2 separate regions of the Homo sapiens genome follow, and region 1 is linked to region 2. Evidence: chromatin loops called from intact Hi-C (ENCODE). Cell type or tissue: MCF 10A. All regions are shown on one strand. Links, peaks and the distances in the headings refer to the core of each region. The heading gives the core; the rest is flanking DNA. Region 1 overlaps ST6GAL2 (ST6 beta-galactoside alpha-2,6-sialyltransferase 2). Region 2 has its middle 150 kb from the start of CD8B2.

What was found. Hi-C counts contacts between places; a loop is a spot of excess contacts. Peaks named below come from ENCODE experiments on the same cell type or tissue, not always from the same donor. Only the 100,000 strongest peaks of a DNase experiment are listed, where the experiment ranks them.
Region 1: a loop joins it to region 2, with 4 times the contacts of the local background. A loop is called at or near these places in 5 of 110 quality-filtered maps.

What each region holds. Positions count from the first base shown.
Region 1 is chr2:106,857,190-106,868,708 of GRCh38, reverse strand. All of the region lies in intron 1 of ST6GAL2 (ST6 beta-galactoside alpha-2,6-sialyltransferase 2), which reads left to right. Among named protein-coding and RNA genes, the nearest start is that of ST6GAL2, 23 kb to the left of the region's middle. In MCF 10A, for the core only: a CTCF peak has its summit at 5,098 (motif pointing left); no DNase peak of the experiment used is centred there.
Region 2 is chr2:106,632,064-106,643,582 of GRCh38, reverse strand. No RefSeq gene overlaps it. Among named protein-coding and RNA genes, the nearest start is that of CD8B2, 150 kb to the right of the region's middle. In MCF 10A, for the core only: a CTCF peak has its summit at 5,348 (motif pointing left); no DNase peak of the experiment used is centred there.

The DNA.
Region 1 (11,519 bases), core at 1,376-9,375, 230 kb before region 2:
ATACTGGATTCTCTCCTTGGCATTCTTCAGTTTCTAGTCTCCCAATCTGTTTCTTTCTCATCTCCCATCTCTGTCTCTGATAACGGCAGTTCTAAGTATTAGCAGCAAGCATGTTTGAAGCACTGCTAGAGGCTTCCGGTGCAGCGATCTTTGCTTTGGGACTTGTACACAGATATTTAGTTTATTATGGCCGGTTCTAAAAATTTATGACCTATGAAGAGTTTATTTTCAGTAAAACTGAGGTCAGCATTGGACATTTAATCTGACATCCATATGGCACTGAGATGCGCGGTGCATGAATGCACTTTGTAAGCTGTAGAGGGCAGCCTGTGAGGAGAGACTGGGGCTTTGGAGTCCACAGATTTAGTCTCAAATTCCAGGCCCTGCACCTTGCCGGGGATTTGTATGAGTTACCTTTTTCTTTCCTTCTTTCTTTTCCTTCTGTTTTAACAAACCATGAAAAAAATTAACCGTATTCCAGGCTTCCGTTCCTTCCCCTGTAAAGTGAGCGTAAATGATCTGGTTCCTTTTGACAAACAGTATTTTAAATTGCCAGCCAGCACAACTGTGCTGGGCTCAAAGGTAGTATTTGTGGCTAGTATCATTAGGACACAACAGAAGAATTAAAAGAAATAGAATTGGCGTCATGTCTAGTACATTTTTTGGCTCTTTCTTAAGCAGCGTAAGTGGCATAGGGTTTTGTTTGTTAGTTTCGCTCTTGCCTTACCTTCTTATATAATAATACCTTATTCTTTGAGATGACTTATGATTGATTTAACTTACAACCCAGACAGTGGCTTTTGTGGGGGGAGGGAGAGGTTGAGGAAGAAAAGAAAGAAAGTCCTGGATAGAAATCCCCTGACTTTGAGTCCTCCACGGGACACAAGCAAACAGAATTTTAATCTGCTGCTTCTAATCCACAGTTGGTGTTCAGTGGAACAAACCCTCTTTGAAACTGAATGCCTACTTACAACCAGTGCTCATTTTGGCGGCGGGGGTCGGGCTGGGGGTGGGTTCCTAACCACACTGTGCCCTGAAAGATTAGACCTGCATGAAGTGCAGCCTCTGCTTAGAGAGGTAATCAAGTATTAGGAGGAAAAAAAAAGCAGAAGGACTTTGAAGTTGCATAAACCTCGTCATTTGGGATTTCTGAGGTTCTTAGAAATGACTTCGCCTTTGTTGTCTCCAAAATCATAGGCTTTGCCGATGCACCACCGGGTAACAGAGTTAGATGTCCCTGGCACAGAGTGAATACTTGTTCAATGAATGGAGAAAGCACAGCTGAAATGATTCAGAGAAAGGGGAAAAACTTAAGAAAAAGGAAGAGGGATAAACAATTGTCACATGTCCAGATTGCCAACAGTGGAATCATGACAAAAATTTTCTGAAACTGAAGAGCCGTGTTGTTTAAAATAAAAGGCTGAATAAAATGGGGTCAAAGCAAAGGAGCTTTGGAGTCAGTTTGGATTCAGATACTGACTCTGATGCTTCCACGTTGTGTGACAGCCAGGGCTGGCTGTGGGACCCTGTGCGAAATTAGAATGTGGAGCCATTTATTCAAAAAACAGGAAAGAAGTGCCCTCCAAGGTACTAAAACAAAATGTTTTGCCCTTTCCTTCCCACTGCTTCCCTGCCCTCCTTTCCCTTCTCTTCCTTGCCTCTTGAATTGTCACAGTATTTTTAATGTTCCAAGTAAAGAAAAATTAAAAATGTAATTATTGGTATGTTTTTTTCTGTTATTGTTAACTCGTGCAATGCCAGTTTTAAATGCAAATTTAAAAGCATTTAACTTGTTTGCATAATCACTGAAGTTACACAATTTGTATTTCATAGCTGTTACATTCCTATGTATTTCTTTCTGACCAGAACAGAGGAAACACTGCCAAAAACTAATTCTGTTGTTTTTATTTTACTTCTTGATACATGCGTGTTTTACCAACACATTCTACCTTCAGCTTCCTGATGAATAAGGCAGGGATTTCCTTCTGTGTCACCATTTGGAGCACAAGTGTTTGGCCAATATAAGGAAATAAGAAAGGACATGATAGGGGCCTTGGTCGGTTGTGTTTCTTAAAGTACAATTGCCTTACTTTTGTGTTTGAAGCTAGTTCTGGTTCTGACAGAAAGCATGGCCTCTGGGAGCTGTGGGATCCTCCACTTGTCGTAGAGGTACCATACTCACCTTGCACTCGTTTTGAGTCCTGCTGAACTCCCAAGCATTGTGACCTCACCAGAGTCCTGTGCTCATGAGGCATCATGAATGTTAGACAACTTTAAGTGGGCAGCAAGGAACGATGGACAGGATGTGGCACACATATGACCCATGCCTGCTTCATCGTTCCACTCTCTCCCATCTGACTTCAGGTATAGCACACAAAGTCAAAGACAGAGTTATTGAGAACTTCAGGCCAGTGGCAGGAGAACATTAAAACAAGTGTGGCTCTTCTGGGTGTCGGGTCCCACATGACTGCACAGTCACATGCCCAGCAAGCCAGCCCTAGAAACTTCTGATGGATTCTTAACCTCAAGGAGTCTTCATTTCTTCATCATAAAATTGAGGCCATAATATTACCTAACTCGTAGGTTGTTCTTCTGTTTAAATGAAGCCATCTTTATAATTTATTACTAATATTCTTGGTACCTAATAAGCCTTTAATAAAAGTTAATTCCTGCCACTTCTACTGCTGAGCAAGTTTTCCAATGTGATGGCTCTATTGTGGTAAAGACAACCTAATGCAAATGCAAGTCAGGGTCATTAAATGTCACCTCTGGAACTGAGCAGGCTGCAAACAAAATTTTATAAGTCACAAATATATTTTATTATCTCTTGAAAACAGTGTACAAATGAATAAGCAAATGAAACATAGTAGCCAAAAGGCTTTGGAGAACTAATCCATTTTATAAAAGTATAAGGCCTGAATTCCAGTCCCACATCCCTTTAAGTGTGGGCAACTTGCTTTCCTCCTCTGTACCTTTGTTTCCTTGTGTCTAAAGTGAGAGTGTCACACATGTCTGACATGGGCCCTAAAAATTGTTACATCATGGCTTAGTGTCTTACAACGAGGATGGACCTAAGGTAAAAGTTAAGCCACATAAATAAATGTTCGTAATAAGGATGAGATGGAGAGAAGAGGTGTAACGAATTTTGCTATTGCTTACTACCTGTTACTGTTACCTGCTGACCGGGTGTTTTCATGTGTTAAGCACTGTACAGCTTTCTTTCTCCCCAGACAAGGCTCTTCCCTAGCAGAACTGATGCACATGTACAGCACGTCAGTATCACGTAGACACATACTGTTTTGTAGCCACATTTCACCCCTGTAGAAACTCTAAGCATGTGCTCTCTGCATCTGTTTAAAGGGTCCTGCATAAATAAAGCTCTCTAGGTAGGCTGAAATGCCTGCAATTAGTACCCTTCTAAGGGCAGAGTTTTCTTGATGGAGTAAGATACAGTAGTGTGCTGGAGTTGGCTTGTACCTTTTCAGGAGATTTATGAGCCAGTTTAAAAGCAAAGATGGCAAATACTTCACACTCATCACTTTCTGATTCTTTTATTTCATTTTGCAATTTATTTCATATTATCTGCGCTCTCGGAAGTTATTTACTTTTATTGTATCTGTGTGGTGGAAATACTCATACAATGATGAGCTCTTGCACATCGCATCCCAGTTCCGTTCAGTAACATCCCATTGGTAGTTTGAAATTGGCTATAGTGGAAGCGTTTACACCATAGAATGGGCAAACACTAACAATCAGGGTTCTTCCTCCACTCCCCCTCCCTGAGAGATTATTGTAAAACATTTAATAGCACACTACTGAGTAGGAATCAAATTTACTGTCGGAGTTCCTTTTGGAAGATTTGTTAAAAGCTGTGGCTATTGCAGACTATTAGAGAACCCATTAGAAAGTGTGAAAAGGGAAAAGGACAAGAAGAGAATGAAGATTCTTTGAGCATCTGTGCCTGGCGATACATTAATTGCCTTTCCTGTGGAGCCCAATTAAAATCTTCCTGAAGGCGGGCTAGGTTGTATGATATTACATCTGTCTTCCAGTTGAAGAAACTGATCTGAGGTGTAATAACCTGCCCAAGTTGATACAGCTAATAAATGAAAAAAACTTATGTTGGAAATGTATCTGAATCCAGGTATTTGTTACTCAAATGCTTATTATCTTTGCCTTCTCGAATGGGAAATGTGAATACATTTTGCAAAAAGAATAATGTTAAATGCTATAGTAAGATTTTTGTGAGTATAATGAATTCCATGTTCTGTCTTTCATTCAAGTATTTGTACATCACACGCTGAAAGTAAAATGTGCCAATCACTGGTCATGGAAAGGTTCTACCCAGGGAGGAATAGTTACCTATGAAGTGTTGCAGGAACAGGGGAGAAGACCAAGGGCCATCAGAGCAGGAGGCTTAAGAAAACAACCCTTGCATAGGCTTGCAGGTGTGTGTCTGGCAGTGCCTGTAGTCTCCAGGGCTGCAGGGAGAGAGGTTGGTTTTGGTAGAGGTAACAAGAATTACAGGATTGTGATCAGGCAGACATCTGTGGGTAGTTTGGAGATTCCAGCCAGTGGGTTGAACATTGTTTCTGTGGAATGCGGTTGCCCATCTTCCCAGCCTCCTCTGGCTTTTACTCCCTGGATCCCTTCTAGTGCAGTCCTAGGGACATGCAATCCAAAGGAAAGTTTTGACATGACAGGATCATGGGCCATGCCCACCCAGATTTCGTTTCAGTGAGTCTGGGATAGAACCCAGGTAGTTGCGTTTTAAACACACCTCCTTAGAGGTTCTGAGGCAGCACCAGGCACCACACTTCCAGAAATAATATTGTTTTGTAGCTTCTGTGCTGTCTTCCCAAGTAAGAGGAAAGAACATGCATGTAATGATAATAATATCTCTTCCTAGCTCCACATCACCTTTTATACCCAGTCTCTATCGATCCCCACAATTACCTTGTGAGATGTTCAGAGCAGTTAATTACTCTTCTTATTTTACAGTTGGGAGAACTGGGGATGGGAGAGGTTAATTAAGTAGTGCCAGGTCCTACCTTTAGCAAACGGAGGACCCGGATTTCTCAGTGTTTTGCAGGTGTATTTCCTTGGTTGCACAGTGCCCCATAGTGGCTACTGCCTACACGTTCTACAGGTGCCACTTCATCATGGTCTGCTCTGGAACCAGCCTCAGAAACATTGTGCGTTAGACGGGGGGGTCACCTGTGCTCCCCCAAAATATTTTGAACCCCGTTGGAATGATTCTACACGCTTTACAGTGTGTAGTTTTGTTCTTGAGATTCCTCATTCCCAGTTTCTGCAGCATCCTGTTTAGCTACAGAACTCCAAAACACTCAAGAAGCAAAAATCCATGATCCAATCTGTTCTGTATCATTGGATGACAAGGAGCATATCGTGAGTGGAATAGATTTCTGTAGGTTGTTAAGTATTTCGGTCCCTTTCCATCACTTAATGACAGAGAACAAGAGAGCAAACGTGAGCCAGGCAACCTGTCCTCTCATTCTGTGTCTGCCTCCAGCTAGCTTTGTAACCATAGGTAACTCGCCTCGTTTCTCCAGACCACGGGCTCCTCATTTGTAGAAAGAAATTTGGAGTCCTTGTAAGGCCTGTCCCAGCTGTAACGCACATGATGGCAAACCACCAAGGGAGAAAAATATCCCCAGGAATACCATGTTCTTTAGCTTTTCTAATAGAAAAAAAAAAAAGACATTTACATTATAAGCAATGCACTCATGATTCTATTATTGTAATCATTTATTTTTAGGTTGGGAAAAATAGAAACATATTTTATCAAATTAATTAGATTTAAAATAGCTCAATGACTTGTTTTCTCCAGCATTTAGTCATTTTCTTGGCTGATTTGCCCTGTCCCTGTCTAGAAATGTTTTTTCTATGCCCTGCCTCAGGTTGGTGCCTGGGTCATAAAGTAAAGCCTAATAAAAGTAAAATCCTCTCAGCCCATGCTTCTTACTTGTTTTCACTTAGACTGATATTTTGTTTTATTGCAGAATTGGGACTAATGATTTTACTCTGAGTTAAGCAACCAAGACAGAAATGCTTTTTTTTTTTCTTCACATAATTCAGTGCAAACCCATAGTAGCCATACATGCCTTAACTTGAACTTTACATTCTGAGAGAGCCAGAACATTTTTAGGGTATTTTTTTTCTTCGAAATCAAAGTAATAAGCCTACGCTGTTCAGAAATGAATTCTAGGTATAGATTTTTGTCAAATTCATCTGACACTTTAAATAAATTTCAGACTGATGAATTCAGTGTTTGTTTGATAGAGATCATAAACATTTTCCTTTCTCGAAAAGCAATCTAGGGAGTATGTATTTGTACTGTAGTTAATGCTGTGTTAAGTCAGTGTAATATAGCTGCTGCAAACATTTGTAGAGCAAAGAAAAAAAGCCTTTATTTAAATCTTGCCAAGAGCAGAAATAAAATGAGCAAAAGCACACTGGAGTGAGAGGCAACATAAAGATTGGTACTGCTTCACGACTCTGGTGCAGCAGCATTAGCATTTCATTTAAGCTGCATATCATATACGGAATGATCACTCGTAATTTCATGTCTGACTGTGTGGCTTCAAGAGATGTTTGTTGAGTGAATAAATGATTGATTAGTGCTTTCTTTTGTGATACAAAACTGTCATTTAATCAGCGTGGAAATTAGTTGCAGATACCCTTATTGTAATTCCATTTGTATATTTACATAAGAGTATGAAATAAGAATGAATGAGGTTGGATGCCAGTAAGAATGAATGGATTGGTGGCTCATGCCTGTAATCCCAGTGCTTTGGGAGGCCAAAGGCGGGCAGATCACTTGAGGTCAGGAGTTCAAGACCAGCCTGGCCAACACGGTAAAACCCCATCTCCATCAAAAAATACAAAAATTAGCCAGGCTTGGTGGCGGACACCTGGAATCCCGGCTATTCGGGAGGCTGAGGTGGGAGAATCGCTTGAACCTGGGAGACACAGGTTGAAGTTAGCCGAGATCACGGCCACTGCACTCCAGCCTGGGTGACAGAGTGAGACCCTGTCTCAAAAAAAAAAAGAAAAAAAGAAAAAAAAGAAAGAATAAATGAACATCTATTTTATTTAGTAATGAAATATTCTTGGCTGACACAGGCACAATGAAGACTTCACCAGTTATTTCCACTAAATTATAGGATCATGGAAGATAAGAACATGTTGTATTGTCTTTTTAATCCCCACCATCTAGCACAGTGCCTGGATATATAATAAATGTCTAATCCACACACACAGACACACAATTAAATATAAAAATGGGTATTCTCATCAAGGGATAGGTTGGCAGTTTATATGCCATGACTTATTCACAAATTGGGAGAAAGAGATTTCTATAGGTCAAAGAGAGGTTAGGGCAGTAAGGAAAAAGGGCCAGGATGGGCTGAGATGAGAAGATAAACAGATTACTTGTTTAATATGGATATTAAAGCAGAATTCCTCAGGCTTTGTGATTCTTGGTGTCATCTCAGAGACACACAATTTTTAGATGGTGTTTTTCTTCCCCTTTGCTGTGCTATTTTCCTGTGTCATCCTAGTTAGTTTTATGTTCATAGTCTGATGATTTAGCCACAATTAGGGTCTCACTCTTCTACTCTTCTTTTAATTTTTATCACTGACATTTCAAGAGCAGATTCAGGTTTCCGGCATTTGGCGGGGGTGCCTCCTAAGTGTGTTAGACTGTAAAACTGCTGAAGGCAGCAAAAGTTTTGTGCAGTCAATCAAAGCAGGGAGGGTATAACTATGTTACTGTTTTCACTTTTCTCTTTTTCTAGTTCCATGCAACACAAAATAAACTTTCAGACATACTTCTAAGTTTCCATATCCATTGTATATGGTTGAGTTTTAGCCAAAACCATTTGTGAGGGAAGGCCTTTAGTGATCTGGGATGGGGATGCTGAAGCCCATTGCACCTTATTCATGTAATTAGACGTGATAAAAACATTAAAATTATATTTCAAAAGTTGTTAGTCTATTTCATAGAAGCTTCTTTCCATATCACAATGGATATGGAGTGTTTATGGAGTCAGTAACAAGTGGTTTGATCTTTATAAAGAGGACCTGTGATACAGCCATGTACCTGCCCGTGTTGCAGTACGTGGTGTACAGCTCTCAGCTGCCCTGCCCTTTGCAGCTCTTGTTTCCTCCATGTGAGATGTACTCCATCCCCAAGTACCTAACCCCTCACTAGCCATTTGTTCCCTGCTTAAATTTTTCTGCCTGCAAAAGACCTTCCCAGGCTCCCCCATTGAAATTATGCCCTAAGTCTTTTGTCTCACCACAGCACCTTAAGCATTTCCTCCTCAATCTCCTTCCTGGACTGACTGAGTACTTACTGTATGCCAGGCACTGTTCCAGGCTCTGAGGATGCATGGTCAGCCAGAAAGACAGATCACCCTGCAGGAGCTTAGAGCTCACTAGAGAAGAAAGGCAGTAAACAAATAAGCATATCCAGTGGCATCAGTACCAAAAATCCAAACAAAGATGTCCAAGAGAGGTAGAGAGAAAGGGATGCAAACATGCTGGAGGGAAACCCTTACTAAATAGGTGGCATTTGAGCTAAGACTTCAACAAAACTAGGAGGAAGCCAAGCCGGGTTCTAGAGCAGGCTTGTCCCAGGCAGAGGGAAGGGCCCAAGCAAATGGCCAGGAGCTGTGTGAGCTGACTCAGGGGCAGCAAGGGGTCGGGTAGGAGGGAGCAAGGAGCAATGGGTAAGAGGAGAGCAGAGAGACAAGCAGGAACACAGCCTTGTAGGCCACGGCAAAGGGTAATTTTTTTTTTTAATTTGAAGTATAAGGAAGAATAATGGAGGGTTGAGCACAGGAATTGGCCATGTTAAAGTTCCATTTGAAAAGTGTCACTCCGACTGCTGCATGGAGCATCTACAGAGGAAAGACAGGATAGAAGCAGGGAAACCAGTTCAGAAGTTCTTCATAGTTCAGGTGAGAGGCGACTAGGTCCACATGGGGGCAGTACAGAAGGCAATGCGTTGTCAGAGTCTAGATGTGTTTTGGAGTTAGGGTTATCTGGGTTTGCTGGTGGTTGGGATTGGATGTGGTTGTAAGTGGAAAAAGGAATCAAGAAAAACACCAGAGTTTTAGACCTGGGCAACTGAGTGACTGGCCATGCTATTTACGGGATGGGGAAGACTAAGGAAGGAAAGAAGAATAACAAATATTTGTTTGGACATTAAGTTTGAGATTCTCAGAACACATTTAAGTGGCGATATCACATAGTTTATTGATTATGTGGATCTGCAGTCCAGGGGAGAAACCAAGGGTATAGATATCAACATCAGTATATAGAGAACACAGCACAATTATAACTATGCATATGTGTAGCAGATGTGTATTTTCCATCCACTTCCAAAAGTATTCAAAAAATGGAACTTTAACTAAGTTCAACTTAGGCTATATTTTGAGACCCCATTCCACTGAGAACAGGGAAGTTTTACTGTCAATTCAGCCAACCCTTTTAGGTGATTAAATAAAGTTGACATTGTAAACATAGGTTCTTTATTCTCCCTCTAACTCCTGGGGGCATAGACAGCCTCATGACATCAGGAAGATTGTCTAGTCCTTAGTTAGCATCCACTTGCACATATGTTGTACTGTCGCAGCATTGGCAGCCAGCCTGGTCTCCTGCTTTGTGAAGCATTACAACGTGTGCTGCCATCTGCTGCCTGCCCCCACTCCCATGCCTGCACACCTTCTTCTTTAGTTGTGCAGATTTTTCCTTTTTTGGGGCCCATCTGGCTGTCCTCCCTTGCCATTCTGAGCACAGACAACTCTGGCTCACACATTCATCACAGTGCTTCCATTTCCAGTGGGGTGGGGAATTCCTGCAAGATCCTCACATCTAAGATGCAGAGGTGCAGAGTGGATCACGATCCCTTCTACATTCAATCCCCAAACTTACCTAGGGCTCTAGTGTCCTCTTCCTCTTGGTGCTAGCCCAAGAGGGTTTGGTGTTGACAGGATATGGGAATCCTCTTTGGAGACGCTTGCTGGTATCTAACTCATCTACTTCAACTCCCACTCTTGTTTTCCATCAGCCCAGAGATAATTTTTATCTTCCCTTGGCCAAAAGGAAACTGGCTTAGCAAGTATTCTTTCCATTTTTTGACCTTCCTTCTTCACTCCTTGAAACACAGCTTTTGAACTTAAAAGCCAAGAATTGACATTACTCTCCTCTGATTCCTTTGCCCCAATTATCCTTTAGGGCTGGGGAGTCTTGTGTTTATCACTGTGAATGGAGGAAGGTTGTAGGGTAAAAGGGAATGGAAAAAAGTCAAGTAAAACTACACAGTATCCTGAAGAATTTGTGTAATTTCTCTCTTTGCCACATTACTGTCAGCTGAGTGCAGGAGAAGTTCTTTTTGATTTGTTCAGCATTTTTACCTAGACTTCAATACAGAGCAGGTGCTCCAATGTCTGCAAAATGAGTAAAGTGAGTAAAAAACATGAGTAAAGTGAATAAAAAAGTAAAATGAGTAAAGTAGGTGAATGTGTAGTGCATGATCAGTTCTGTGCTCATGTGTACACATGCACACATATACAAAAAAGCTTTTATGCTGCTGTTCACAAGGGAACAGTGACTCACTGGCCATGACTGGAGTTTATTGTTAAGAAGAAGATGTGACAGCAAGCTAGTCCTCAGAGGTAGAAACCTCAAAAATTATTTTGTAATATTCAGAAATTGCTCATAATCTAGTAGTATCTTTCTTACTGGCATTGAAAAGTGAGCACTGGACAAGTAGACTGGAGAGAAAACACCTGACCTGTGTGTAGGTTATTCTTGTCAGCAGCGAGGCATTGTTCTTGAGTGTCACCCCACAACCTCCTTCGGCCGTGCTGCTCACACCTGCCCAAAGAGGCCACTCTACGGACAGAGAACACTCAGGTCAAGATGATCAGAGGGCAGAGCTGAAAACCCTACACTAAGAAATTTCTTTGAAGGGCCATATTTTGTATTAAATATTCAAGTTGATTTTATATTTGACTCCAGAACATGTGTGTATATGTGTGTGGTTTTTTTTGGTTTTGTTTTGTTTTGTTTTTGAGATGGGGTCTTGCTGTGTTGCCCAGGCTGGAGTGCAGTGGCACAATCTCAGCTCACTGCAACCTCAGCCTCCTGGATTTAAGCAATTCTCCTGCCTCAGCCTCCCGAGTAGCTGAGATTACAGGCATCTGCCACCACACCCAGCTAATTTTTGTATTTTTTGGTAGAGACAGGGTTTCAGCATGTTGACCAGGCTGGTCTCAAACTCCTGACCTTAGATGATCCTCCCACCTTGGCCTCCCAAAGTGCTGGGATTACAGGCATGAGCCACGGTGCCTGGCCGTATTATGTGTTCTAATATAAAAATTAATGAGTTTCTCTCAGCCCAAGTCTTCTATTAAAATCAACACCTCATGGCTGGCTTTTCCAGTCACTTCTATGGATAATGTATCCCATCATAAAAAGCAAGATGT
Region 2 (11,519 bases), core at 1,829-9,828:
TCATAAAGATTCATCGTGTGCTTGGAGGTGGTACCACCTTTGGATAAGGCTTTTGCATAAAGCCACCTTTGCATAAGGCTTTTCGAACTCTGCGTTCACAAGCCTTATGCAAAGAACAGAGCAGAAAAATAAAACTGTTTCCAGGCCGGGCGCAGTGGCTCACGCCTGTAATCCCAGCACTTTGGAAGGCCGAGGCGGGTGGATCACGAGGTCAGGAGATCCAGACTATCCTGGGTAACATGGTGAAACACCGTCTCTACTAAAAACTCAGAAAAATTAGCCGGGCCTAGTGGCGGGCGCCTGTAGTCCCAGCTACTTGGGAGGCTGAGGCAGGAGAATGGCGTGAACCCGGGAGGCGGAGCTTGCAGTGAGCCGACATCAGGCCACTGCACTCCGTCGCCTGGGCGACAAAGCGAGACTCCGTCTCAAAAAAGAAACAAAAAACAAAAAAAACTGTTTTCTTGGTGGCAACTGCATATAGCTACTCCATCCTCGGGTCCCTGCCTCTAGATGTATGAGGGAAAAAACAGCTGCCCATTTGGTTAAACATCTGTAATAATGATTCATTTATGTGCAACTGAAAACAACCCTAAACTGATATAAAACAATGTCCACAGAAATGATAATGTTCATTTATTTATTCAGCCCACAAATATTTGTTCAGTGTCTGCTTTGTGTCAGACACTATGCCAGAAGCTCTGTAAACACAGAACAAGACACATGGCTCCCACATCCTGGAACTCACATAAGAGTAGGAAGACCAGGCCATTTACCCATGAATTCAAAAAGGTCAACTCTTGGTACATTCATTTCTGTATTTTTTTCTTTCCAATAGTTTCTACTTGCTTCATTAGTCAGGGGCATTGCATTACAGCAGGAATGCAAAGGACAAGAAACAGTTAATATCCTGATTTTAAACTTCCAAATATGGATCTTGATCACAGGGTAAAGGGTGGGATAATCCAAATGATAAAAAATGATTTAAAAAAATGAGAGGAGACACTGTGAGCCATAAAAAATAATGTAAACGGAGTGGAGAGAGAGGCAAGAGCTTCCCTTTCCCAGGAAAACAAGAGAAGGGTTTTATAGGGTAGGTGGTGAGAGAGAAGGTTGTGGGAGCAATGTGGGCAGATGTCAGGGGCTGAAACAAGCAGACAGATCCTGGGGGAAGGAGGGAGACGGGAAGGAACCAGAGCTGAGAGAGGACATGACCTCCAGTTCCAGGGAGGAAAAGGAAATCAAGCTGAGGCATGCTGGCCGCCCCCTATTTGGGGGAGCTCATCAATCCAAGGCAGACTCCTGCGTTCTTCTCATCCCTGCAGGAGGAAGGCTTGGTAACAACAGCTGCCCGCACTTCCCCTGTGGATTATCCAGCAGCACACGCATAAGCTTCCTGCAAGGGTTGTCCACTGAGTAAGCCCAGGGGCATCATTCTCACACACTGTGTTGGGCATGATGTCTCCTGTAAGTGTGCAACACGGTGTCCCTGTTCATGAGGATAGCCCCTTCATGATAGGCAAGGACAAAAAGTACCCCTCATTAAAACAAAACAAACAACAAACAGTGTAGGGCCTGGAACAGCAAAGAGGCACAGTGGTGTAGAAAAAGAAGGCCGTGAATATTGGAATGAGGGAGAGGCTGACTTAAAGTAGTGGGTAATTCCATGTCTTCTGGTATAAACTTTTAACAACACCTCTGGGGTGACAGAGGTCATCAGCTCTCTGGCCTCTACTCCATTCTCCTTTCCATGGACATGCAACTTGTTTTTTTCAACTACCCACTTCATCTAACCTCCTAAGGCCCCATATTCCACCATGCACTCCAGCAACCTAGCAGGGAATTAGAGAATCTTTTTTTTTAAAAAAAGTACTGGGATCCTGATGATAGCAAGGCCAGGCCCAGCACTGGTACATCGCAGAAGGTGCAAACTGGTACAGTGGTTTCAGAGATTCATACCCCACAGGAAAAAGTTTCAGGACTTCATTAAGAGCACTTGATCATCAAACCCTAGGAGATTCTTCCCCCTGACCCTTCTTAAGGGAGAGGCTTTCTGGGGGAAGGGTGCCAGCTCTGCTTTTTCCACAGGAAGAGTCACAGGCAGTGAGCCAGCCATGGTCTGCGGATCCTTCCAGGCTCTCCTTCCTTCCCCTCTGTGTGTTTCTCCATCACTGAACTTCTCAGAACCTTAGTGTCCATCTTGGCTTATGCCTGCTATCTTGACCTATGGCCATATTTTTGGTTTTGAACCACTTGCCTCAACTGAGTCCTTGCTGTACCTTCAGGACCCTCCTTTAGAATTCTCACCCTGGTTCCATACATCAACATGGTTAAGCAGCCCACCTTGTACCCCAGGATATTATGAAGAAGGCCTTGTGTCCATCTGAACAAACCCTGTTGGGGAGGGACATTGATATCACTTATATAATAAGAACAATACAATTATCTCCCCCAACCCATTCCCCACACACTAATTTTACATTGATTTAAGTTATCATTTGATTTGCAATTGTCTTTGCCCTAGGTCTGTCGGCTCCATGAAGAGTGCAACTTTTTGCCCACCAGCGTATCCCTAGTACCTGCTGTGTAGCATAGCCTCAATTGAATATTAGTCCTCAAATTCACTTCCGTCTTGTTTTACATGCCAGTAAAACACTGATTATTTCTAACAGGCTCATCCAGAATGACAACCCATATTGTGTTCAAGTAATTAGGTAATAGTAGTATACAATCTTTAGTTTGTGTAATTTCCTTAGAAAGATCATTGAAGTCCTCTACAATAGCCCACGCATAGCTTTCTTTTCTCTGGACATAATGATACAAAAAAGCAAAGGGTAAAAACTCTGTATCTTTCTACTGCAGGGCTTTCTCAGTGCTAACCTGCGGCCCAGACATCCTATTCTCACCTAACAATTTTAACCTATACAAGAGGGCTCTGGATCCCATAACAAGGAAGCTCTTTCTAAGCCAGATTTTCTCAGCCACAGCCCTGTTGACATTTTGGACTGAATAGTTATTTGTGGCAGGGGCTTTCGTGTGTTGTAGGATGTTTAGTGGCATACCTGGACTCTCCCCACTGGATGTCAGTGGTAGCCCTTCTCCCAGGTGTGACAATCAAAAAATGTTTCCAGGTGTTGTCAGATGTCCCGAGTGGGGCAGGGGACAAAGCTGAGAACCACTGCTCCGACCCAGGAACACTGATGGGATCCCATGGCTAGCACGTGCTGGGTGGTCAATAAGGCCTTTACTTGGAAGGACTTCTAGGAGAGCAGTTGGCTTTCAGCTTTCATCATCATCATCATCATTCACCTTGGTTACCGTCCCCAGAGATCCTTCCATAACAAGGGATCTCATCTTCCCATTCGCCTGCTTGGGAAGATTGTGCTGCTTCTTGTCACACTCACAAGAAAGAACCTTCTCAACTCAAGGTTTCATTATTTCAAAGCGTATACTTTGGGGAGAAGAAAGACGTTATTCTATCTAAGAGACATTTTTGCATACAAGGAAAATTACCTAGGGCGTTGTTTTCTCAAGTGAAGGTGAATCGTTGAAAGGAAGAGAAGGGATGAGACCAATGATTTAGAGAGAGTGGATGTTTTCTCCTGTTTAGCAGTGAAGAACACAGATTTATCTCTTCCACAGATACTAGTTCCAAGAAACATCAATTTAGTGGACTATATATATTATATGTATAATATCTGTAACATGATATATGTATTATATAACATGTATTCTAATATATATGACAATAAAGTTTAATCATTTCAACAACTTATAGAAGAATGTTTATCATAGGGCATGCTAGCGTCACTTCTATTTTTGCCTGTTGAATTAGACAAACGAAAATTATCCAAAAACTTTAAAAATCTAAAAATTAAATAAGGTTAGGAAATCAAATCAAAACCAAACTTCCATATCCATATTTATTTGTCTTAAGAATTTCTAAACCTCTAAGTGAGGGCAGTTTTAAAACTGTTGATCACAAGATCAAGTCACTTGTTGAGGCCATTGTTTTATAGATGAGGGTTTTTATTTGTTTTTGCTTTTTATTTGTCGGGGAACAGTTCATGGGTTTTTTTTTAAAAGGGCAGTGACTTATTTTGAATGTGGAACAACTTATGAATTTGCTATGAAAATGGCTATGAGTAGAAAATATATACATACATTAAATTAAAATAAATAGTTATAAATCTTACTTTGGCCAGTAATTCAGGTTGGATGATGGTAGGGTTGTTTTGGTCAACCTTCAGTACAAAGGGAAGACTATGGGAAAAGCTACTATGTTTCAAGCACTGTGCTTGATTTTTTTTTAAAGCTGTCACTTATTGAGTCTTCACAATTCCAAGAGACAGAAGGCACAATTTTTAAATTTTACAGATGAGAAAGTCAAGACCCTGAAACATTGACTCCCTAGCTACGGAGCTAGGATAAGCCAAACAGTTCAGCTCCAGAGTTGCTGGCCCAACTGTGATATTAAACCACCTTCTGCGGCTCTCTGAGACACTGGCTGGGTGTGTGTTTTATCAGTAAGTGAGGATTTGTGACATTAATGACAGGCAGAGTAAATAAGACTAGCACCATATTATTCATTCTTCCTCCTGCCACCACTTGTCCATTGTCAATATAACAGTATTTGGAGAAAACCAATCTCAGATAATTGAACATACAAACAATCTTTCCTCTAAATTGATAGTTTCTAGAGCCAGTAGCTGTGAAAGAGATGAATCTATACTTTCACTGTCATCCAGGAGATAACACACACTCTCTAAATCCTTGGTCTTGTGTACTTACTTCCCTTTCTTTCAAGAGTTCACCTTCACTTGAGAAAACCATGCATTGGGCAATTTGCCTTTTTGCAAAGAGTTATCTCTCTGTGAGATTAACTTCTCTTTTCTCCCAAAAGTATATGATTATAATGACCCAAAATGACCTTTGCTTTTTAGAATAGACTTTTTTTTTTTTCTCTGAAAACAGATATACTTTAAAAAGATTAATGCTGGCTTCTGCACTCTCTTCTGTGGAGAATAAAAAAATCTGTCCATTCTCTAAATATTTTCAGGGTAGATTCTAAATTCCCTTTAAAGGAGAAATTCAAATTCCCTTATTACCATAAGAGAGATTTTATTTTACGTAGCTATTGGGATATTTACCTCTAACAACAAAAATAATCCAATTTCTCTGAACTTAGGGATTAAGATTTCCTGTCACATTTCCAACAATGAACAAATCCTAGGAAATATGATTCCAAAATAAGCTACAATTTAAAACGTAATAATTATTTTAAGTAGTATCTCACCCATCATTTCTCTCTTCTAAAAGGAAAACTGATTTTAAAAAGATGCAACATTGCCACCTAGTGCTCTGCATACAAAGTATGAAATCATTATTAGAAAGATGCCAGTAGAAGAAATTTCACCTTTAATCCTACACTAACCAGAGTACAGTGAATACATCAGTGCATAAATAGGAAAAATTTCACCACATAGCAACTTTGTCCCATAGTGCCTATAGCATAAAGGTGTAGGTAGGATTTAATAAACTGATAAATTTAAGTCGTTCCATACTATGTATGGAATGTTTACAGATATGTCTGCAAATTTTAAAATGTACTTATTCTTTCCCAACTTCAATTTCTACTTATATTCCTTCCACAAATAGTTCATCCTGCCTATGACCACCAGGTAGAATACAAAATTATGCAGTTGGGAATTACAAAAATCTTTAAAAAGCACTCATCCAGTTTATGCTTTTTATAGAGGAGGCTGCTGAGCCCCAGAGAGATGAAGTAGCAACCAATCCATACCTCCAGGGAATGGCAGAATTGGGACCCGAAGCCGTCTCAAGAGTGCCTGTTTAAAGAACTTTCATGTGCTCCCCTACATGCCATTTTTATCATGGCTGACCAATGTCTTGCGGAGTCAACTGTAAATTCCATCACCTAGCTTCCAACGCCCATACCCTCAACCTTCATACTTCATAGATTCAAAAAACTGCAGAAGACGAACAGGGGCATACGTGGCAGAAGCCATGGGTTCAAGACATTAGGGAGTGACAGGGACTCTGTTTAACTGATGTGACCTACCTAAAGCATTTGTCACAGTGTTTGCCATTTACTTTTAACTACTTCAATACAGTTAGTGTAATATTAGGTGTGTTCACTCAAGCTAACAAGTTGCTGAAGATAAAAATGTGTAGATCCAGGACAACCCACCAGTTTCCTGATTGGCAGCACAGTGGCTGCTATAAGAACTCCTGTTATTCACATCACAGCCAACACTTGAAACTTTTTTTTTTTTTTTTTGAGACAGAGTCTCACTATGCTGCCCAGGCTGGAGTGCAGTGACACAATCTCAGCTCACTGCAACCCCCACCACCCAGGTTCAAGCAATTCTCCTGCCTCAGCCTCCCAAGTAGCTGGGACTACAGGCGCATGCCACCATGCCCAGCTAATTTTTGTATTTTTAGTAGAGACAGGGTTTCACCATGTTGGCCAGGCTGGTCTCAAACTCCTGACCTCGTGACCCACCCACCTCAGCCTCCCGAAGTGCTAGGATTACAGGCATGAGCCACCATGCCCGGCCCACTTGAATCTTTTCTAATGATCCTACTGAGTATCAGGGAGAGGTTTTCATCGGAGAAGACAGTGACCTGTCATAGCATGATGGAAGTTAGAAATAGGCTGTCATTGGGAAAGATAAATGTACTCAAGATATGTGGATTGACTGAAATAAACTAGGCGCTGCCTGTCTTTGCATCCATGGAGTATATCCAGAGAGACTTGTATCTGTTACATCCACTTTGTCCCTAAGGAACCCTTGTTCAGCCATCAGTTCCCTGATGCCAGCTATAAGGCTGGAGAATCCTGCTCTGTAATGTTGTTGTGCTAACCTAGAGTTGTGGACAAATCCTTCCTGCAAGTGGTGGCCTGAGCTCCAAAAAGACGGAATCCACAGGCTTCATTGAGCCTGTAAGACAGGCCATGTGGTTGTTCAGTTAATGCAGGTATGAGAGACTGATTTTTTCTGAGGTTTGCTCTTGTTAACGCTTGGTAGTAAAGCGAGTATGAAGCTTTAAGGGAGAAACTAACTCTCCTTACCCAGCCCAAACTTCTTCGTGACGACTATACAGTCCAGAAAGAAGGGATTAAGAATTGTCAATGACCAGGTTGGCTTAGGTCCTTTCCAGGCAGAATTCAAAATTATATTAAAAACATTGTGCCACTGCAGCAGATTGCATCCGTGAAGCAAACACTTTAGTGCTATTTAAGCATATGCAGGGCCAGCTACACAATTGGTAGGGCCCAGTGCAAAATAAAAATGTGAGTCCCCTTGTCCAAAAGTCATTAAGAATTTCAACATATAGCAGCAGCACATCAGTCAAGTGTCAGGCCCTTCTGAGAATAGGGCCCCATGCAACTCTAGGGGTGACATGCCCATGAAGCCAATCCTGACCACATGGAATACTTCTCCACCCCCACCCTAAACCTAACTCTCTAGGCCAACCTCACATTTTCCCATTTGTTTATTCAACAAACTCTTTTTGAAGACCAAGCTCTTTGGTACCCTGGGGATGCACAGCTGAAAGACACTGCCTCAGAGAGACTTCATTCTACATTCTGTGTGAATCTCTATGGCCACACCCATGCCTCTTCCTGGGACCTCCCACAGCATTATCATCAGTGAGATAGGTCTGAGCATTTTATTGTATTATTGCTGCTTATCTCCATTCAATGTCTAATTTCCCCAACTGGATCATAAACCCCTTGAAGCCAAAGAGTATGAAACATTATTTCTTTGCACTCTCTGTGGAGTCTACATTGAGCTACACATCTGAGGAATGTTTAGTAAATGATCCCCCAATTGGACAGGTAGAAACTGATAATACATCTCTTCAGACCTAACGAAGTCAGTTTAATATTTTTCTCACTTGAGCAACGGCATCTGCCTTCTGTTTTGCCCACGATTTCTGTTTTGCCACATGATTAAATTTATTTCCCTAGACAAGCAATCAATAAAAATGTATTATGTACCTACTATATGCCAGATATTGCACTATGTATTGAGAATACTATGTTAAACAAAACAGAGTCACTGCTCTCATGGAGCTTGCAGTTTAACCTTAAGCTCAGAACTTTGGCCAACAACTCTGTGAAGGTACGAGTCTTTTCACAGGTTTAAATATCAATACACCTTTTTCTACTTCCAAATTAATTTGATTCATAATAAATGCTGAGAGGAAATATGAGTTTATTGTCAGAATTCCTGCTTTGTCTTTCTTCAACTGCACTCTATAAATCCAATGTTAATTCTTTTTAAGATTTACTATCTCTTTGATACCAACATCTCAAGTCACTTCTGAAATAAAAGAGGGGATTAAATGTATACATACGTTAAGAACACTTGTAAAAGTGTGTACTAGTTTGCTAGCGCTTCCATAACAAAGTACCACAGAGTGAATGACTTAAACAAGAAAGATTTATTAGCTCAGTTCCGAAGGCAAGATGTCTGAGATCAAGGTGTCAGCCGGGTTGGTTCCTTCTGAGGGCTGTGAGGAAGACACTGTTCCATTATCTCTTTACTAGCTCTTGGTGGTTTGCTGGCAATCTTTGGCATTTCTGGGCTTGTAGATGCATCACTTCAATCTCTGCCTTCCTCCCTGTGTGTGGTCTGTGTCCAAATTTCCTGTTTCTATAAGGATGCTGGTGATATTGGATTAGGGCCCACCCTATCCAGTTTGTCCTCATCTTAACTGATTACATCTGCAATGACTCTGTTTCCAAATAAACTTCCATCCTGAGATATAAGGGACTAGGACTTCAACATATGAATATTGGTGGGACACAACTCAACCCATAACATGTAGTGAGATTGACATGCTAAAGAACAGACTGCAAGAGGGAAGGGAGACACGTGATGATGGGTAGGAGAGTCCTTTGGAATGAGGACGTAGTCCCTGATATAAGAAATTACTCATCTGAGTGAGATATTACGATTCCATATGAGAACCCAAGACAAAGAAAAGGAAGATGAGGGAGGAGGAAGAAGGGGAGAAATTTAAAGAAGGGGGAAGACAGAAAAAGAAGAGGAAGGGGAGGAAGAATCTGGATTAAAATTATAATTGAGCAGAAAAGAGACATTTCTCTTCAGGAGTAGGAGAGGTCAAAGTGAAAATCTGAAATGCACTCCACCAAAATTCTGGTTAGGTAACAGATATGTGTATATTTACACACAGAGGCAACTCATAGTTGTGTAATAACTGATGAACAATTAGCTTCATAGAGCACCTTGGGCCATGTAAAGAAGTTCCTAAGCCAAGTCAAGGCCAATGAAATATGTGGTCAAGATCCACCGGGCATCCACAGCTCCACCCCATTCTTCTGGGACATATTTACATACTTTTTACTTGTATTGTTTTTATTCTTTCACCAAGAAAATAATATTGTAACTATAGCATTCTACTAAATACCACATTTTTTCATGAAAACCCACACATACCTTTCCAGAGATGTTTGACCATATCTTCTTAGGTGCAAGAAATAAAATGCACCCTCACCTTCTCTCCACCCCAACACCTTAATAGAATGTCTGACTGCTATTCAGTCAGTTCAGTCGGCTCACTCAAATATTACCTTCAAGAATCAGTGTGATGCACACCTTTTAACTAGGTTTTACTGGCTTTTAATGTCTTCAAGAGGGCTGGCTATCCCTGGCCTAGCTAGGGGAATTAGATACAGAAACAAATCATTTTTTTCCCAAAAAGCATAGTGTTACATTATGTAGGAAAAGGCAGCATTATATGATATTTACACTCTATTTTGCATGGGCTTCCCCTAGAAATTCATCTTAAATGTAAACAAATAATATTCTGTTTGCCTAAAGCCACAGTCAAGGCCAGAATCAAACCAATCCCAGAACTCACTTCTTCCATGCCTCCTCTCTCACCTATATTATCTCATCACCCACAATCTTTATAGGGGCTTCCCTCTCCGTGTCATTCACCTGGAACTTACTTACCATCTTGTGTTGCTATGTTTTCCTGTGTGAATGATTTATATCCAAACCAGCCTTTGAAGCCTTGAAGGCAAGGTTCATGTCTTCAATGAGATCTATGGGATCAACCTTCCCAAAGCACCACTTCTCTGTGCTCCTCCTCTGCTCAGAAATGCCAGCTGTCCGGGCTTGGACACAGGGCAGGTAGCAACCTCTCCATGCAGCATTAATATCATTACTAATGATGAAGACACCAGCACACATTTGTGCTTCCCAGGGCCAAGAACCTTGCCACGTAGTACATAGGGCATTCTATCTCACAGTAACCCATGAGCCAGGTATTGTCATCAACACTCCACTTTACAGATTAAGGAACTAGGACTTGAGAGATGAAGTCACTGGCCTAAGGTCACACAGATGGCAAGAGTTGAAGGATATCATTTAAATTCTGACAAACTGATCCCAAACTTCACAACTTTTTAAATTTACAGACTTAACCACTACCATAGATACATAGGTAGGTAGGTAGGTAGGTAGATAGATAATAGATACATAGATAGATAGATAGATAGATAGATAGATAGATAGATAGATAGATTATAGACAGACAGAGGTAGAGATAGAGAGAGAGCGAGAGAGAGACCTAAGCTTAAAGTTGTTTTAATTAACACAAGTATATGAACATACCTATAACAATAAAGGGTCCTCCACATATAGGCTTGTATAAAACCAAATGCATCTTTTGTTTGACTATAAAGTCCAAATCTGTTGCAACTTCTGAACTCTCCACCATTTGGTCCTAACCAACCTTATTAATCTCATCTCCTCCTAATTCCCTGCACTTAGTTCAGCCTCAGTCCCCTAAATATTGTTGCTACTGAAATGCCAGGGGTCCAGTTTAGGTCCCATTGCCTGCCACATAGAAAACCAATCACTGAGACAATAAATATTGCCAGGGAAGAAAGGCTTTACTTGGACGATGTCAGGAAATAGGAAAGAAGTCTCAAATCCATCTCCCTAACCAACTAAAATTGGGGGTTTATACAGCAGGGAAGGAATGTAACTATGTGCAGGAAAACAGAAATTAGGGAGAAGTAAGGAAGAGGAGTTGGCCTAAAGAAAGCAGGTGGTCTGTAGGAAGAGAAGCCATAGGAACTGGATTTATGCCTTTCAGTTGAAACTAAATCTCTCCAGTGAGAAGAAAAGAACAAAGCCTCTACCTTTCATCATGATAGGTGAAGGGTCTGGCATGTCATTGTCCACTTGCTGTGGGGTCTGGTGAGTTTCAGCTCCTTGATACAATCTGAGAGACATGATGGTTCGTTTCCTAAGAAAGGAACTTGGATATGACAAATGTAAGTTTCAAGCTTTGAGACTGGGATGGTCAATTTCTATGTTTATTAAAAAATACCATAAACATCTGTTCTATGGGGAAAGTAGGCCAGTTTCAGTGTTGCCTTTATAGACAAGTCACCCCATCCTCCTTACCTGAGTGCTTGCCCCATTTACAGCTGTCTGTCTCACTGCTCCCCA